2 separate regions of the Mus musculus genome follow, and region 1 is linked to region 2. A link is a loop called in an ENCODE intact Hi-C map of the cell type or tissue named here. Cell type or tissue: left cerebral cortex. All regions are shown on one strand. Links, peaks and the distances in the headings refer to the core of each region. The heading gives the core; the rest is flanking DNA.

Evidence for each region. Peaks named below come from ENCODE experiments on the same cell type or tissue, not always from the same donor. Only the 100,000 strongest peaks of a DNase experiment are listed, where the experiment ranks them.
Region 1: a loop joins it to region 2, with 3 times the contacts of the local background. A loop is called at or near these places in 1 of 42 quality-filtered maps.

Annotation. Positions count from the first base shown.
Region 1 is chr7:123,359,184-123,369,128 of GRCm38, reverse strand. The region is part of intron 1 of Arhgap17 (Rho GTPase activating protein 17); the gene reads left to right. Among named protein-coding and RNA genes, the nearest start is that of Arhgap17, 5.8 kb to the left of the region's middle. In left cerebral cortex, for the core only: a CTCF peak has its summit at 5,081; a DNase peak (open chromatin) is centred at 4,962; H3K27ac peaks cover 1,266 bases.
Region 2 is chr7:123,121,798-123,131,742 of GRCm38, reverse strand. Tnrc6a (trinucleotide repeat containing 6a) reads right to left here and starts at 7,858. Exons shown (of 24, transcript NM_144925.3): 1 at 7,411-7,858; 2 at 7,028-7,075. The coding sequence starts at 7,415. In left cerebral cortex, for the core only: a CTCF peak has its summit at 4,232; DNase peaks (open chromatin) are centred at 2,517 and 4,197; H3K4me3 peaks cover 460 bases; H3K27ac peaks cover 358 bases.

The sequences.
Region 1 (9,945 bases), core at 3,554-7,553, 240 kb before region 2:
AGTAGATGAGTAGGCTGTAGAACAGGAACGATTTGCGGTTTTTAGAGCTTTCAGGAGGCTGTTGTCATGTGCTGTGCTATCTGGAACAAATATTTCAAGGTCTTGCAGGGCGGATAGCTTTGCCGAACCAATTTGCTGGTTATTCTGCACGAAGATAGATGGGTTTTTCACAGCTCTTGCTGTTACCCTCCTCCCTTAGCAGTTAAGGACAGTTTGGTTTGGTTGAAGCACGTGAGACACTTCTTTTTTTATGTGTACGAAAATACTTTTACTTCCTCTTGGGTTTTCTAAATTTGCTTTTTACAATGTTTCATTTCCCCCAACCTTTTGCTAAGTTTTGTTATTGAATTTCTAAAAAGAAAAATAGAAGGGAAGAAAAATCCCTCCATCATGTAATCTTGGTATCCTCTATCCAGACTCAGTCCCTGCCCCTTAAACCCACACATGCCTAGTTTTTTGTTGCGTGTAGAGTTAGAGAAAGACTAGGGTCAAGGCGAGTAATCCTAATGGCATGAACAAGAAATATGATGAGAAGTGATAATTTTCTTGTGAGTCTTGTACTCCTTGCAGATATGCATGGCAGAATCAAAACTTAGTGGCTGCCACAATGCCTTTGTTAGATTTGTTATTGATTAGGTTTCGTCCTGTGTGGGACAAGGGAAAGTTGCTGGTTTTATGCAAAGTCTTGAGAGCTTTCTGCCTTGAAAGCTGGTTAGGGTTTTGTGGGCCCCTGCTTCTCCTTAGTCTCTCTTCCTAGTTTTACATTCTGGCCAGACTTGCCCACTTTCAGTTCCCACAGGAGGCCTATGTTTCTTATATGTTAACCTCTTCCTGGAATTCCCATAAGCCTCTCTTACCACACCTGGCCGATAGATAACCTTTCATGCTCTTCACTTCTCTCAGTCTCCATGTCCTTAGAAGATCCTTGATGTCTTGGATGGGCACCGTCTTGAGGCCATGCGCTACCTGCTTTCTATCTTCAAACGTCCTCTTTACCTGCTCGTGTTGGCTATTTGAGCACCGGGAGAGTCTTTCCTATGAGTCTTGGATTCCCAGGGTCTGTGTGTGACTCCCATCCCAGGACAGATGACCTGTCAAAATTGTCAATTCTGGGACTCCAGCTTGTCCTGCATTGCCTGGTGCTGCGGAATTAAGTTTGGGAAAATATGAACAGGATGGAGTGGTAGTGATTCATACTGGGACAGTAATTCTGGCCCTGACCTTTGACTCTGTTTGAAAGTCTTTATTGCTGGATGCCAGGGGAAGCTGCAGCTATTACAGAGCTGTAAGGGTGTGGTAGCCATGAGACTAAAGTCAGAACATCTGTTTTTACTGGGTTGAAAATCTGTTGCTCTCTTGTCGTTGATTTCCTAGATAACTCCCCCCCCCCCCCCCGTGTGTATGTGTGTGTGCGCGCGCACACGAGCTCAAGTTTTCCCTATTTAAGTAACCCTAAGGGGGTAGGAAGAAAAATGGAGGCTAGAACTGAGAATTATTATTCAGTGAGCCAGATGGTTGGTACACTCCCATCAGAAGCAGATCGTGGGTGTCTTTGGGCAAAGAAGAATGCTTTTCTAGCACAGATTTCTCCCAGCTGTGATCTGGATAGAGGAGGAGTTTATCTGTGTAATCGACTACAGTTATCAGTTTGTGGAGTTCTAGGTGCTATCTTGCCGTGAGGAATTTCGCTAGGATGGAATGCTCGTGAGTAATTCCCCCGAGAAGTTTCATGGGCCTGGCATGGTTGAGGATTAGTAATGCCTAGAAAGGATGAGCTAACATGATGCACTTTGTGTGCAGAGGGTGGATGGATGAGTCTGTGGGCAAGGCTTATGGGGTGGTCTCACAGTGTGGGCAATGTAGTGGGGTGGATGTTTTTGTCACCTGCTCTTTGTTGAGTCTCATATTCAGTGAGCACTGAGTGAGGCTACACTGTACACCACTGTGCGATATTAAAGAATCAAAGACCAAGAATACAAACGAGATCTCTGCCCTGGAGCTTCCCAGTAGATACATGGAGGAGATGGGCAAACCCCAAGTCATTATACACATAAAATAAGCACTTGCAGAAGGATGGCAGTGCACGGAGGAGAGCCTGCCTGCCACTGCACGGAGACGCTCAGAACAGCTGCTCTTGGGAGGTGTGAGCAGGGCCTGTGCTCTCTTGCCCTCTCCAACTTCTTTCAGACTTGCTGATACCAATTAGGTCTCTTCTGGTGAAGAAAAAAAACATAATTCAAGGTACCCGAGCAGAAAAGAATTCGTTGGCCTGTGAGCAGGAGTCTAGGCATAGGACGGCTTTTGTTTGAGACAATCTCACTGTATGGCCCAGAATTCCCAGTCCTCCTGCCCCAGCCTTCCCAGTGCTGGATCTGAGGGCATTCTGGATGGTTCACTCTTTAGACAAACCGTGTTCACAGATTTCCATTATCCTCAGCGCAAGTCTCAGAGGAAAAGAATACTGTGTGACTGTGGCCAAAGTCCCCGGATTGGCTCTTGTTTCTGGGTCACATGCCTTTCATGGGAAATGAAATGGACTCAACCCCACCCAAATAGAGAGTGGAGGAGTGCTGGTTCCCTACGGTAAACTGGGGCACTATTACCAGCAGAAGGAGAATGGGCAGACACCGATCAGTTAAGCAAGAAAAGCCCTGCTGAGCTTTTGCAGTCTGGTTGTGGAAAAGGAGAAGCATTCTCTCACTCTTGGCTTCAGATAATCTAGAGAGGGCAGATGGTGCAGCAGGGAGTCAGGGGTGATGGTGGGCAAGTGTTGTCTGGATAGAGGAGACTGGACAGGAGGATAAGGAGTGTGAAGTTAGGAGCTGCTGTGGGTCAGGAGTACATCCCTGGCAGAGAGTCTGCCCTGAGAGTCTCAGGAGTTGTTCTGAGTGCTTTCATTTGGCAAGTCAAGGTCCAGGGAAGGACCACAGAGAACCTGAAGGGCCATGTTCTAATAATGGGTCCCAACCTCTGGAGTGCCTAAAATGTAAATTTAAGGGAACATTAGCTGATATTTAACTCAAGCAAGCACAGCAGTATTACAACATTACACTACTCAAAAATTTTTGAGGCTAGATGTGGTCTGTGGCTGTGTTGGCAACTGCTTATCTGAGAGGACCTGCAAGTTTCCACTTCCTGATTCCTTCTTTACCTGACCCCATGGTGCCATTGGTTCTCTGGCTCTGTGGAGAGCTCATTCTCACTGCTGAGATCTTTCATAGGGACACAGTAATCATCTCGCCTTTCTACAGCGGCGTGTCTTACCAAGGGCTGTGCCTCAGCACCTGGCCTGGTTCTCACCCACAGTGACTACCATTTATATTTTATGAAGAAGGACAAATGATTTGCCAGGCTGGCACATCTACTCGGTGACCCACACAGGACATGGTGTGGGCCTTCCGCCTCTGCAGCCCATATATTTCTAACCACAGAACTCTTCACCAGGAAAGGTGGCGTGTTTATGAACAAATGTCTTGAACATCTTCCGTGATCATTAAGCTGATGCACTTCTCATAAGGAACTCACAGCATTCTCCGGGCAGCTCTGGGGTGGTGTTGTTTATTCCTAATTGAACAATAAGGAAGCCAGAGATCAGAGAGGTCACAGAGCTGGAACATGACAGAGTTGTGGATCCAAACCAGGTTCTGACCTCAAAGCAGACATGCATGGTATTTGATTCATTTTTAGTGCTGCCTCCATCAAATCTTGGGAGCTGTGAGTTGGGTGTTACTGTAATAGCGGGCTTGCTACCTGAGGCTGTGTTTCCTCAGGGGACCCTAGGCGGTATCTAGATGCCTTTCTTAGGACAGATGCTCTATCACAGAGCCACATTCCAGCCTTCTTGATGGTCATAATTTGGGTAGGTGGGGCGGGAGTTGCTGCTGGCATCTTTTGCTGACATGCGTGCTGAACAGTGCCAACAACAAAGAATTATACAGCACCAGCCACATTTGTGCCGAGGTTTAGAATCCTGACTTAGTCCTCTTTAAATCATATATTCTCTGGACATATGAGTGGTCACAGCCAAACATGCACTGTTGGCTTGCAGGTCACAGATGTATTCTTTTTGTATTATTCGATGCTTGTACATTTATTGTCACTTTAAAAAATTAGTACTTGTCATCTGAAAAATATGGAACTCATGCTTTTTCTAGAAGAATCTTGGAAATTCTGTCAGGATCTGATATCCCTGTCCAGTACAGGTCCTGAAGCAAGCCACAGCTTTCCCATTGGGGATGGTCATCGGCTCCCTGTGTGTGCAGTCCATGGCTAATGGGTTTTATCTCTTTATATCCCTTGCTGACCTCTTCCTGATCATCGAGATCTTAGGACTCTGTCTAGGAGCAGAGGTAGCTGTCCATTACAGCAGTAGGAGTTTGCAGTCGAAGTGCATGGCTGCCTGCTGATGTCACAGTACCATGGTATACCCCTGGTACCATGTTGTATAAAACTTCTCCGTGAGGCAGCATTCATTACCTGGGCATGCCTGTCACATACCAGCTCCTTGCTTTGCCTGTGGGAACACTGTGTAGTCCTCACTGACTTAACAAGCGTCTTCCCACACGTGGGGTTTGCTCTACCTTTCCCCAGAGATCTCTGAACAAAGCGTCTGAGGAAAGCGAGGTCCCAAGCCCAGTGGCTTCCATCTAGCCTCTGATACAGCAGGCTAGGGAAAGGATCTCTATCTGAGCATCTTCTTAGGCTTTCTGAGGCCACCTTGGGTGAGTGGCAGGTTGTAGAATTCTAGAATCTCAAACAGCTTATTTACAGGTATATAAAAATCCACACCCCCTCCCCCCGCCCGGGTGCCGGAGAATTAAACACCAGCCCCAGAAGGATTCGGTCGCCTAGATCATCTTTATTTATGAAGGTAACATGGGACACTGTTGTGAGTCATCTGGTGACAGAAGTTCTGGTGCTGGGGAGAACCCTTCATGGTTTGTTGTTGTAAGGAAGGGTGTACCATGCCAGACTATGGAATATTTTGGATGTATCGTTCTAACGTAGGTGGATACCATGGTAACCAAGTAAAAATCCATTGAAACATGTTATGGCACTCCATCTACTGACTGTTTATGTAATTTCCTGAAGGCAGAAAGACCTGTGGTTCCAGATGTGGAGCCCCTGAGATCTTTGTTTTGATGACGGGGTCTTGCTGTATAGGCCCGGGTGGCCTTGAACTCATGATACTCCTGTCTAGCCTCCCATGTGCTTTGATGACAAGGATGTATCAGCTTCAGATGAGTTTCAGAATTCAAAACTTTTGTGTGTATTTGCCGGTGTTACAGGTAACCTCCAACTGAATCTGCCTAACAGCTCTTCACACCCAGCATGTTATTTCTGTAGCAAAACATGTGCATATAATTACCCCAAAGGATACATAAAAATGTAGCCATCCATGCACAGTATGTTATTGCCATCACAGGCCAAGTTTATAGTCAGTGGGCTTCAAGCTTATTTTTATATTTGTCCTCCCCACCCCCCAGGAAAAAGGATTGTGGATCTATTTTCGTTTTAGTAATGTACCTATATGATTGTCTATAAATCTTTTATTTCAAATAATGTTTCCCATACTCCAAGAGATTGAAACTATGTATGAGCAAGGCTCACACACTCAAGTTGCAGGACAGATAAAGAATTGAGGTGAGAGGCGGGTGTGAGGCTGGGGAGTGGTGGGGGCTGTTGAACACATCCATTTACAGGGGGGCTGCTTACAGCTCTAGCCACTTGTTGCCTTGGAGAATAAGCATATGGTTTAGCCACAACTCCCTGTTTTTAAAAAGAGGGACACACATACTCATCCATATATTGTGTAAGTGTATGTGCCTGTGCGTGTCAATGTGCACCACATGCATGCATGAGTCTGTGGAGGTCAGAACAGGCATCAGATCCCTGGAGCTGGAGTTACCGATGGCAGTGAGTCATCACGTGGGTTCTGGGAACTGAACCCAGGTCCTCTGCAAGCACAGCAAGTGTTGTAACCAGCTGAACCATCTCTGAGCCCCACATCTCCCATTTCTAATGATGCTCCAGAAGGCTGATTTTCCTGCAAAGTTTTATGATACTTAAATGTTAGCAACGAAAATGAAAACAATTCCATCCATGTAGGCCAAAGAAAACATATCTGCAAACTTTATCTGGCCTTGGGCTGTCTGCCTTGACCTCTAGCTCAGAGACTAATGCTTGTGGCATGAAAGGTTGTTGCCTGTGGAGTTAGGATTAGGCTACTCCTTAAGATGTAGATGGCTAATTTGTTTTGTCATTATTTGTTTTGTTTTCTTACATATTATGCTACTTTTTGCATACACGGTAGCTTATACTAAGAAGAAAAGAAAGTTGGTAGGTATTTTATTTTAGAACTGCCTTACTTTCTAGCCAATTGGAGAGTTTCCTTTTAATCTACCACTACCAGCTGAACTCAAAGTTATTTACCTTAGAAAAGGAAATGGAAGCCCTCCTTTAAAAAGAGCGCTGGAAAGATGGCTCATACCTTAAGATTATTTGTGCTCTTCCAGAGGACTGGGTTCCCAGCATCAGAATGTCCACTCACAGCTGTCTGTATTCAAGTTCCAGAGGGCCCAGGGCTGCCTTCTGGCCTTCAGAGGCACAGCACATACATGATGTACATGCATATGTTTAGGCAAAGCAGTCCTACACATAAAATAAAAATAGATAAACCTTTAAAGTCGGGGAGCCCCCTCCCGACTTTTTTGAGACAGGGTTTCTCTATGTCCTGGAACTCTGTATGTACACCAGAATGGCCTCAAACTCACAGAGATCAGCCTGCCTCTGCCTTCCAAGTGCTGGGACTAAAGGCTTGCCCCACCATTACCAACAAGAGGAGCCCTGTTCTTAAAAAGGATGACTTAAAAAAGGTTGTGCTATGCTATTCATTCTTTCCCAGACCTTAATGGTTGTACATTGCACACTCCTTGTATATTTGTTTCTGGACACCTACAGATGTGAAAATTCTCAAATGCTCAGGTCTCATATAAAATGTCATAGTGTGTGCACATAGCCATTGAAGTTGTTCTGCATACTTTAAATCATCTCTAGGTTGCTTACCATAACTAATATATTGTAAATACTGTATAAATGTTATGCTGTATATTTTAGGGAATAGTGATAAAGGAAAAAATCTGTTCGGATCAGAAGCAATTTCTCCCCCAAAGCACTGTTGGTCTCTTCTCTTCCCAAACCCCTCCCCTAGGTGATCTCAGCCCAGCAACCCTCACCTCTTGGGTGATGATTCGCAGTTTCATGCTCTGGTCCTGTATGACTCCACTCCTAGGTGATACCCCCATCTTAGTCTTGAACATCTCTCACTAAGTGTGCTGCAGACATTGAACTCATGGCCGTCATCCTTAAATTTGCCTCATGTTCTTCACTTCCCTAAACCATGGATCACTAGACTTTTGCTTATGGTCTGAATCTTACCCATCTTGTTTTGTCAAAGGCTTTTTGCAACTCACACAGTCACATACTACAGTAGTAGGGGTGAATAACTAGAAAGGTGAGCTGGGTGGCCCATAGAACCCCAAGAGTTGACAGTGAATTTGCTGGGCTAGGGATATAGCTCACTAGTGGAGTACTTGTGAGTTCAAGGGTTCTGTCCCCAACAACCTTAAAACAGAACAAAAATTTATTTTCCTTTCCCATGGATGCAAATGTCACCAGCTGGGGTTCCCCCAGCCATTTTACAAGTCCTGTTTCTCCCCCACATTTTGAACCCTGCTGTCACCGTCCCCAGCTTTCTCTTATCCTTTCATGTGCTTTCTGTTCTCGATGGACGTCCGTCTTTCCTGTCACCTTAGTCAGCCTCTCAGTTCTCACCTGGACGGAAGATTGTCTTACAACTTGTTTTGCTGGCTCAAGGAGCACTGCAGTGAATTGTGTGGAGTAACGTGTTCTGGACTAATATGAGTCTAAGAGAAATTCTAGGAGATAGGACAGAGCCACGGAAAACCTGTGTCAAATGAAGTGAGATCACGTTTGACGTGAAAGCAGTGTCCAGTCCCCTTTCCATCAGCTATAAGGGTTGGTGACCCTGGGTCACACCCTGTTGTTGATTGCAAGTTTGTGGTTGTATTGTTATTGGGTAGTAATTATCCTAAGAAGTCTCTCTCTTCCACTCCCTTCCCACAGTTTTCCTTTTTAGGTGTCTGCCTTATCAGAGATGCCTTCTGGGCTCGACATCCATTTGATCTCTCCTTTAATGTTTCATTAGCATTTCTTCTCTAGTTTCTCACATTCTTTCACATGAGTTGATCAGACGTCTGCTTCATAGATGCTTGAACCCATAAGTCCTGGAGCCCGTCAAGAGGGACTCAGGTGAACACAAGTATTCATTCAGCAAACGTTGAGAGGTGCGTGGAGAGTCTCCCAACTAATTGTCACCTGTCAGCGTAGACATTAGAAATTCACCAGCTTGGATTTCACACGGTCATTGGATACTTGCAGATATATGGGCTGAAGTGCAGCCAGACCTGGGGGAATACACCGAGTATTCCACTCATGGCACCTGGGACTGCTAGGATTCAAGGTGTTCTGTGTAGTACAGGGGTCTCTGACATGTGCTGGGGGGCAGGGGAATGTGTTCAGTTAGGGCTTCTCTAGATACAGAGCACGTGGGCATCACGTGACAAGCTGCTGGAGCCACTAGGTGACAACAGAGTTGCAACAGGACAGAAATAACCGTAAGGGACATGGCACTCTGTATTTTCTATCCTTTACTTTAATATCTTCTTCTGTTTATAAATCAGACAGACAGCCGGGTCTGCTTCTTAGTGGGGACAGTCCTCTCCAGCCTTCTTAACAGGGGACAGCCCTCCAGCCTTCTTGGTGGGGACGGCCCTCTCCAGCACTTTCATTTTCAGGTCACTTGTGCAGAGGATGGTGGTTGGCATGCACTATCAGTTAGTATAGAGTTTAGCTTGCAGAAATGTTAGAATTGGTGTGCCTAATTTTCTTTACTTGGTATTAACTGATAAGCATCTTTCCTCCAAAGAGAAATTTGGTTGCAAATTGAAATTCTGTTGTGTTATTGTATTTATCATCCACTTATATTTTTTTAGATTTTTTTCATTAAAAATTCCTTGGTAATCATACATGAGTATAATGGATTTTGGGTCATTTTTACTCCCATTGCCCTTCCTCATCTTTCTTCCTCTCCCGATGAACTCCCTCTTTTCAATAAGCCCCGCCCCTACATTCATGACTTTTGTTTATGGCCCCTGAGTTTAGTTACGGTTGTTTGTGTGTGAAGGAAACAGGTAATAAAGAATGATGCCCCCTCCACTAGCAGCCATTAACTGCCCACAGTCCTTCCATGGTGGGTGGGGACTCATAAATAAAACCTGTTTTGAGCAGGTTTATATGTCTCTTATTCAGACCATTGTAGTACTCTTATTGTGTTTGCATTTTGGGTATTAAGACTTAATAATGTACCAATGACATCCCCTGAATTCCCAGATATCAAGATTAAAATACAGTCTTTAACCACTACCACCCACTGCTAGAGACAGCAGTATTGGTGGCTTTTGCCTATTTGCAGCCTATCATTAATTTTCTTTTCCAATTCGAAGAGATCAATTATGATTTCCATGATTTGCAGACTGCCACAATCAGATTTGGGGGTCCTGTGTGGAAGGAAGCTAAGAAAGTGAAGATGCTTTGGGCTTGCAGTCTGGGAGCAGGTGTGTCTCGGATGTGTTGGGAGAGTGGTTAGGAAGCTGTGGCGCTAGGCTTAGAGGGGAAGATAGACAGACCTAAGTGATGGCGCCTAGACTGAGGGGAACCAGGACTACAGTGACCAAGCTGCAGAAGAAGCCCAGGAAGAACTGAGGACGTGTCACGGTTGGCTGCTCATTGCTGAAAGAGAGTGACTCTCCATCTGCTGTGTTTATAATCCTCTTTCCTCTGTGTTCTTGTGTCTTCCGCCTTCCC
Region 2 (9,945 bases), core at 2,315-6,314:
GCTTACAATGAATCAATACAAGTAAAGCTTGAAAATACAGTAAGATAGACACAAACACTAAAGAATTCTATTGCATGATTCCATAGTTATGTGGCGCACGCCTTTAATCCCAGCACTTGGGAGGCAGAGGCAGGCGAATTTCTGAGTTCGAGGCCAGCCTGGTCTACAAAATGAGTTCCAGGACAGCCAGGGTTATACAGAGAAAACCTGCCTCAGAAAAAAAAAAAAAAAAAAAAAGAAATGCTCAAAACAGAAAATCAATCAGTGAAGGGCAGGAGCTGGAAGGCAGGCTAAATGACCAGTGACTGCTAAATAGTTGGTGTTTGGAATATGAGCATAAACTCACTCTGAAATCAGAGGTGATGAATGTACAGGTCACACACTTCACATGCATGGAGATTTGATCTTAATAAAGATATTACTAAAAAGCTGAGTCTGTGCCCATAGTCTCAACACTCAGGCAGGGACAGTGAGTGAGTTCAAGACCAGTCAGTAGGGACTCGGTGATGGGGGGAGGCCCTTCAGAGGAATTTGAGAATAGATGAAAAGCAGGACAGTACTGAACAGTTTAAGCTCTGGTTTCATAGTCACTGAGGAACAAGTTTCCAGTAGTTGCCTTACAACTGTGGCCTGAAATACTAACCTACAGGAATACCAAGAATATTCACATGTCCCTTTCCATTTTTATACTTTTTGTGACAAGGTCTCATCAAGCAGGTGACCTTGAACCTGTATGTAGCTAAAGATAACCTTGAATTTGGGTCCCCATTGCTTCTACCTCAGAAGAGCTGAGGTGCACCCCACTGGAGAAGGGACCCAAAAGAGCCAAATGAGCAAGCAACCTGCCACATTCCCACTAAGTCTCATGTACACACCTCACACCTGCTTGAGGATTCAGCGAGAATGCATTTCTCTTGCACCCTTCTGTTACAGCAGTTAACAACAGGCATGCTACAATGCTCTTAAGATCAGTGTATATTTAGGCAGCAGGCAGCACCAGCTTTCCTTCTGCTAGCCCACAAATGTGTTTCTTGGGGAACAGAGACACAGGAGAAAGAAGGGGCTAAAGTCAACAAAACACATCAGTATAAAAAACACCCAGCATCACTGCAGCACACTACCCAGTAAATGCTATCAGACTTACAATTCATTAGCAAGAGCAGCAAAACAAGTGGGCTGGCTCAGGCTTGTTTGTTATTATACAAAATCCAATCAACTGCTGTTGGCAGAAAATATTTTTTAAGGTTCAAAGTATAAACGTTTTTCAACTAGGTTTCAATTGGTTTTGAACATTCCTTTAAAATGGGAAGCTGAGTCATTGTGATCTAACACTACTGCCTTACTGCCGAAAATGCAAATGTTTCTCCCTGGTTACAAGAAAGGAAATGCTAGGATTTCTGCTGCCTAGCCAACTCAAAACAGGATGCAAAAGATGCTTCAAGTAAGATGTCTTAAATAGGACTGTTAACTATATTTATGTTTGTGGCCATCCTTTTAAAACTAAAAGAAAGCCTGCCTCAGGTCCATTTTACTCTCTTCAATCTCAGTTTAACTCTTCTGACAGCCACTCTAACACACACCAAATCTTTGAAAGTCTGATAAATACCTTATCCCGTTAGGTTCTGGGTTGATTTTATGCTTTGTTTTGTTTAAACACATATTCAATTTTTCAAAGTACTTCTTTTCACCTGTGGTTCCTTATAACTCAGCATAATTGCCTTATCTAGAGCCACAAGACCAAACTAGCTTAAACAGCAGGCATGGTGTCGCAGTTCATAATCTCTGAGCTGGGAACTGTAAGGCAGGAGAATCCCAAATTTCAGGTCAAGCTAATATAGTAAGAATGTCTCAAAAGCAAAACAAACACAAAGCCAGAATACACATTACAAACATAACCAATGTTTCATTTTCTTACCAAGTTTATTTGAGCATCACTAATCAAGGTTGAAAACAACTTTTATGTCCATCAATAAGAAAGCTATCTTCAAAATAACACTTTAAAAGGTAGCAATCACCACCTTCAAATTTAAAGTGGATTTGCAATTTTTGTAAATTTAATAATACTCTGAGTTTCAGTTTAAACTACGTAGCATTTCCTAACATGCAGGAACACTAAGTAGGCCAGCGTCAAGTGCAAGAGCTGAATAAGCCTCAGAAAGAGTAAGAAGTCTGGATCGGATCACCCTGAGGGGACGGACGCTACACACTCCATGTGTGGTCGCCGACCGTCATGCACAAGAGGCTCTGTACTGCATGAACATACTTCTGTATTTGGGGTCTGGGGTATAAATGATAAAACAAACATAGTAACATACTCCTAAGAAGCGGTGCTACACTCGTTTTGGTGCTTTGTTTAAGATTAGAAATGACTTTTTGTTAAGACTAACTTTATTTTTAATTATGTTTGTATGTGCATGTGTGAGTGCAAGCACCCATGGAGTCTAAAAGAGGATATCAGATCCCCCAGAACTGGAGTTACAGCTGCTTGGGAACCAGCCAATGTGGGTGCTGAACTTGAATGGAACTTGGGTCCTCTGCAAGTGCAACAAGAGCTCTTAACTGCCTACTCATCTCTTCAGCCCACAAGTGAAAAATAGAAGATGGATTTTCCTTGGAGTGAGATTAGTTCAGACTGAATGGCATATATGTAACATACCCTGTTTTAGTATTTCCAATCATGGGCAAAATTCCTGGGGTTGTCATAAAATAAAACTACAAAAGACTTTGTCTTTCAAGTTATACTTTCAGATATATTTGATATGCCAAAATTCAAAACTATTTTTATGATGTTTAGATTCAAATTTCCAGAGTATTCTCAGTTTCAAGTTCACAGCCTGCATTTTTTAATAGCAACTAATTTGCTACATAATCTCTAAATTAAGCTAGGAAGAAGCCTATCCTGCAAGCTACATCAGAGGAAGCAACAGAAAAGTCTAACAAAATTAGGATGATGGCAAGAAGAGACAACCCTATCTAGAGACGTATACCCTGGCCACTCCTATTATCCTGGGTTTCCTGCGACACTGCCTCTGCTCCAGACACTCATGGTTCAAACAAAAGTTTCCCACATTAGATGCTATTTGGTTTACAGCATCTTTAATATTTGTTGTACAATGGCCATTTAACAGTTGACTTGGGAGCTGGGATCAGTATCACAAATTATGTTAACTTCTACTTATACAACATACCTAAATTATAGGAATCATTAGAATGTGCATGAAAAAACTGACATCATTGTTGTTTTTGGAAAGAAAGCAGAAACATGTTATATCTTATCTAATGGGTAGTAAAAAACACTTGAATTGGAGAAGGCTTGTTGGAATCCCAGCTCTCTCATTTGAAGACTGTCTCTCAATCAGAATTTTCTCACTTGAAAAAAATGATACCAGCTGATATCTACCTTAAGGTCCAGCTCTGAATATTCAGTAATTTTGTAGCTTAGCCTCTAAAAATACTTTCAAAAATTACAACAGTTGGGGACTGGAGGGATGGCTCCTCAGTTAAGAGCACTGGCTGCAGTTCAAATTCCAGCAGCCACACGGCAGTTTAAACAACCTGTAACACCACTTCCAGAGGATCTGACACCCTCTTCTGGCTTCCAATGAGTACCAATTGTACACTGGGACCAATGTGTGCACTGATATTCCTGCAGGCAAAACACTCATACAGACAAACTTATTTTTTTAGAAGTTGTTTTGCATCAACTAAATTGTACTAGTTAATGGAAGGTTTCTGTTTCCCCTCTAAACTGGCAATTTTTACCAATATTGTTTCTCCTCATACAAACTTCTATTTTACTCTGAGACTGGGTCGATCTCTCCTTTATCCTAAATGGAGAATCTTAGCTATGTGAACTCCTCTCACAACTAACCTACTTTGAAATGCCAGGATCCGCTCATACTTACTTTTCTCTACCAACACTTTCATGCAAATCCTTATCAGCTTTCACCTAGAGAACTACTGCCAACAATTATACCTGGTCACAATCTCCAGCCTTAAAGAGTTTCCTATCACAGTGCTATCCTACCAGGAGGTGGGCAGTGGCTCCTTAGACTATGTATATAAGTTTTCAGCCTTAGAGTAAAAGACCTCCACACACCATGTCTTAAGACTGTCTGGTTAACTGCTTGCTATCTCTGCACACAAAATCCCTGTGTGCTTACTAGGTTTGAGTCTTTTCTTCCTTAGTCCACTCCAGTGGCAGTCACCCTCATCTAAGCATTACAGCTCCCTCTCTTGAATGTTCATGGTACTGACAGAACGAGGCAATTCTAAAGGCCAACAATTAATTTAAAAAGCTAGCTAAATGCATCCCTCATGCCACTGTGTTTGACACCTGGCACTGCCTTGGTAAGGACTTGCTACTTACCACAGAAAAGAAGAATGCCAGCCCAACTCTGGCCCACACAGAACAGAGCTTCTAAGCTAGACACACACACACTAGTGTTCGCTGGGCTTCCATGATACAAAAAGATTCCTGATGAATTATTTACATATTTAGAACTTTTCATATTCAAACCCTGAACCAAGATCTCCAACAATGCTATCCACATCCCTACCTTCCATTCCCGATGGACCTTTCTCAGAAACTGAAAACATGCTGATCATTACAAATACTGAGTAGAGGGTACTCCTGGTAACAGTGGACATCCTGCACTATAAAAGACAGTCTTCAAATAATTAATTAGCTGGTCCAAAATGTGTCCATGGTGAGAAACTCCAAGATAAGCATACTGCATGCAGTTGTAGGTTCTATTTCCTAAAAGAAATTTTGCAGTTTTTCAAAGTGCAGCACCTTACCTTCAGTAAAGAGTTTAAACACAGCATGAAAACTGATGGCTCCTGAAATTACTAACGGTCAGACTTTAAACTCAGCACATACCTCAAGCCTCTTATATGTAAAGCACAAGAACTAAGAACACCTAGTTCACCCAGACACTCAAGAATAAGGAGGTATACAAAGTCTTTAGATGGGTATACCAGGCAGATGATACTGGTTCCCAGAAAATACTCAGTTTACTAGGGTGAATACTACCAACCATGACTTCCTGAGCAGGGTAGTAATGGATAAAGAGTGATACTTTCAAACTCGGGAAAAATAAAGCAGGTGCCCATCTAATCTAATCTAATCTAATCTAATCACCTTCCTCCTACTCAAAGCACCTTAACTTTAAACAAAAAGAACTGGTCCCACCTCACTGGACGTTCTGCCTTAAACTGTTTATATATTTCTTTTTCATACCTAATGATCTTATGAATGAATCTCCTCAAGCAGGAGAATGAAATGACATCTCCTCTCGACCCTTCCATCAACTACCTTGTACCACCGTTATTTAAGTATATATGAGAGCTCTCCCACCTAATTGTACATGCCCTCTGTGGACACTGACCTAAGGGGGTCTAACAGACCTTAGTAACTAAGATGGCCCAAGCCTCTCGTTTCATAGATTAGACAGAGGCTAAGTGACCTGCCAAGAGTCAAGGTCATTTTAAGTGGCAGAGCTGGAATTCAAACGAGGCCAAGAGAAGAGATTCCAAGTTCTGTCCAATCATAATGAAGTGGAAAATCATGCTTGTGTTACAATGTTTACCTAAATTCTAGGTACCCTCACAGAAAAATTGAAAGGAGAAAAAGATCCAAAACCTATACTATTACTAAAAATTACATCTCAATAATTCAATCTATTTCGTTCGGTTCTGTATCTTATTCTTTCTTTCCTGCTTTTCACAATATAACTTGTTTAAACATCCAGCTGACATTTAGCCACTGGTATCAGCTCTTAAGGTCCCTTTAAATGATTCCATAATTATTTAGAGTTCCAGAAAAACCCCTTAATGGGTAAGCCAATACTGTTTCTTTGCCAAGAGAACAGATTCTGTAACAGTCACCCCAACAGATTAACATTTATAAAATCAAAAAGCCAGAAATTTGGAACAATTAATTCTACATGGTGAAAAATACTTGTGCAATTACAAGTGTGCTAATAACCCCAACATAAGCCTAGAACTTCCAGTAAACAAACGTAAGCCATATTAAGACCTAAAACAAATGGAAGTTGTTTTTACTGTATTAATCTGTAAGTTTCTGAGTGTCTAAATATGATGCAAAAACAAATAGGTAAAGGAAAAGTCTGTTTAAACGTGGATCTGAAAACGGGTCAAGTATAGTACAATTCTCTGATAATTTAGAAATTACAGCTCAATAGAACTAAACGTTTTCCAGAAATGCATTACTTCGGGGTAGGAGACAAAAAAACAAACAAACAAACAAAACCTAACCAAACAAACAAACAAAAAAAAACCCCACTTCTCTTTTGAGGTAGTATTTGATGCTTACCAGTTACCAGTGCAAAAGCACTCAGACCCAGCAGAAGTGATAATCACTTACTGGTAACAATTTTTAATTACTTTCCCAACTGATAAAAAGAGCACACACTGAACACAGACTAAAATGTAGTTTCAAAGGAAAACAAAACGCAGTTTATGCTTCATGAAGTTCAAGGACAAAACTGTTTCCAATGCAACAGAATCCGCCTGACTACAATGTGCAGAGACAGAGAGGAAAAAATGTGAACACATAGTATCTTTTTATAAAGGCAACAATTTAGCTACAAAGTAATAACGGGGAAGCCAAAACAGTTTGACAGCCCGCCATAAGGGCCGCCTCAATCATGAGTCACACAATGCCTGCAACCATTTACAATAGTAATTAATGCACAAGTCCCCTAATTAAATTCTAAAAGGGTGAGAATGCTTTAACTAAGTTTACAAGAACTGCCTTTTGCTTTTCTTTTTAAGAACGAACACACTCGTAATTACGCGTCTCCCTGCAATGCCCCCCCCATGCAATATTCCCTGAGGCCGTTTCTCCCGAATGTCTGTTCCGTGAGTGCGAAAGCAAATGACACGGGGTTGGGGGGTGGGGGTGGAGGTTGGGGGGGGGGGGTCCGTAAACCCAGGAAGAGCGAAGCAGAGTGGAAACACACGATTATAAAGGGGCGGGAGACCGAAGGCTCGCCCATCTTACCTGCTAAGATTTCTCTCTACGTCTTTGGTAGCTTTAGCTTCCAATTCTCTGAAATAGCAAACAAAAACAAACACAAAAAAAAAAAAAAAACGGGGGGAGGGGATGCGCGTGAAAACGGAGCTGCTGCGGCAGAGCGCCCGCGCGGTGGGGGAGGGGCGGGGCTGCGGGCTGCAGCGCTGCGGGCCGCCGAGCCCAGGGCGACCGAGCCCAGAGCCGTAGCCCGCGCCGGACCAAGCTTCCCGGACCGCCCGGGACTCCCGCCCACGCCCGCGTCCCCCCGGGGACTGCCCCGCGCCGCCGCCCATCAGCCCGAGGGGGTCCTGCGGCAGCGCCGGAGGCTGGCTCCTGGCCCCCCGAGCGAGCCTCCCCTCCGGTCCGCTCACCTCATGTGTGTAAAGTGCACTAGCGCGTGAGGCGCGGGGAACGAGGCTCGCGAGCCTCAAGCCCTCCGCAGCGCCGCGGGGACAGGCCCGAGCCGCTGCACCAGCGCCATTTTCTACACCGTCCCGCTGCCGCCGCCGCCGCCGCCGCCACCGCTGCCGCCGCAGGCCCCAGACCGGAAGTGAATGCCCCACTCGCAACCCCTTCCGGGGGCGCCGTGGCCCGGGAGCCCCAAGATGGAGGTCCTAGCAACTAGGCCTGCCGGACGAGGCAGCCACTTGACAACTGTCTGACGCGTCCAGGACTTCGCCGGAGCTGTCGGGGAACTCCGAGGTTCCCCACGAGCGGCTCTGGGGCCTGGCAAGAGCGGAGCGCGGCCTTTTTCGCCGAGGCTGGCTCGGGCTTGCCTCGGACCATCCCCTCCTCCTTCTTTACTGCGACACAAGTTTCCTTCCCCTCGGCCCGGCCCCTCCCTTACAGAAACACGCCTTTAAAAAAAAAAAAAAAAAAAAAATCCAGCAAACCGCAAATTCCACCCCTGCCGCTGCCAGACTAGCCCGCGCCGTTTTTTAAATTCACCCACATCTAATTACTTTTGACCTTCAGCCACATTTATTTAACCTCTCGATTTGTGCCTCTTCCCAGGTGAAGAATGCATCCCAGAAGTTTCATTTTTTTTATTTTTGTGCCTCAAATTTTTACACACCCTTGACTCAGCAATTCCACTTGCACGAATTTCTCTGCTCAAGAAATAACCATTTGGGTATCACTTTTAAGTACTTCACAATCAAGATATTAACTCAAATGCACAGGAAAGGTTGAATAACTGTAGCCAGCTACGACATCTAATGCTATGAGGTGGCATTAAACGCAGCTACTTGCAATACCTGGGGTCTTGGTTACAATAAAAGAATGGAAACGCAGATGCCATACTAGTTCTCAGAAAGACATGTGAACACCCAAAAATTCTTACATGTGAACACTGTAAGATACATGTCTGTAGGTAAAGTATGTAAGTCTACATGTAGATAAAATAAGATACAGTAATATAATACATGAAGATACAATTATTACAATTATTTTCTTAAATTACAATATAGACACATACCTGATTGTAAATACAATAAGATACATACCCAAAGGGGGATGCTGCAATATAATGCATTAAGATATTATAATGCACATAGGTACATACATATTCGGTGCATATAATGCTAGTAATCTGCACATTTCTCCTCTACTTAAAATCTACTCCCTTTTACTTTCTCAGAAAACTCGCTCTGCAGACAACCTTCTTTTGCCCTTTTCTATTCTAAGTCCTTTAACTGGTTTAAACCTGCTCCAGTCTCTCCCATGAAACAAGCTCTGTGATTGTCTGCTTCTGCTCTAGGAGAAATGTGTGTTGTAGTTAGCTAATGAGTGGATGAATGCCCAGAAAGGAACTAGCCAGCATGTTAACGTCTGTTTTGCATTTTTCTTCTTTTGGTGTTCTTAATTTTATGAACACCCTATAAACATTTTTTGGAAAAAAATTACAAATTGCAAAATGAAGAATAACAAATAAATGCTAGTAATTTTTACATTTTAATTTATTTGAGATGGGGGTCTTACTCTATATCCTTGGCTAGCCTATGTAGGCCAGACTGGACTCAAACTCAGAAATCTGCCTATCTCTCTCTCCTGAGTTCTAGTGATCTATAACACACACACACACACACACACACACACACACACACACACACACAGGATCAACTTTGGTTAGGTTCTTTGTTAAACTGATACAAGATGGAGTCATCTGAGAAAATGCCCCCATCAAATTGCTGTAGGCAACTCTATAGGCATTTTCTTGATTAATAGTTGATATGGAAGCTCTTTAGAGGCCATCCCAGGTTGTATGAGAAAGCATGCTACAAGCCATGGGGAGCAAGCCAGTAAGCAGCACACTCCTCTATGTCTCTGCTTTAGTTTCTGCCTCTAGGTTCTTGCCTTGAGTTCCTGCTCTGATTTTCCTATATGATGAACTATGAACTGTAAGCTGATAAACCCTCTCCTCCCCAATTTGCTTGTCAGTATGGTGTTCATCACAGTGATAGAAGGCAAATTAAGACAGAATCTTTCCTATAATGTTTTGCCTTTGTTTCTGCCCAATTCCTGTGATTACCTCAACACCCATCTTCTCTACTCTATATTCCTTGCCTTACCAAGGTTAAGTGATTAGACTAATTCACAAATTATAATTTTGGAAGGTAATGATTACTTTTTCCTCTATCAAAACCACAACTGAGGCTGTAAAAAAGAGCTCAGTAGTCAGAAGAGCACTGGCCGCTCTTCCAGAGAATCTAAGTTCAGTTCCCAACACCCACATGGTGGTTTACAACTGTCTATAACTCAAGTTCCAGGATACCCAATGTCTTCTGGCCTCCTCAGCACCTGGCACGTATATGATATATATATATACACTGGCAAAACACTCATACACGTAAATAATTTTTTGCAATGCTGAGTATAGCAAAAATGTCTGCTAAGTAAACACTATA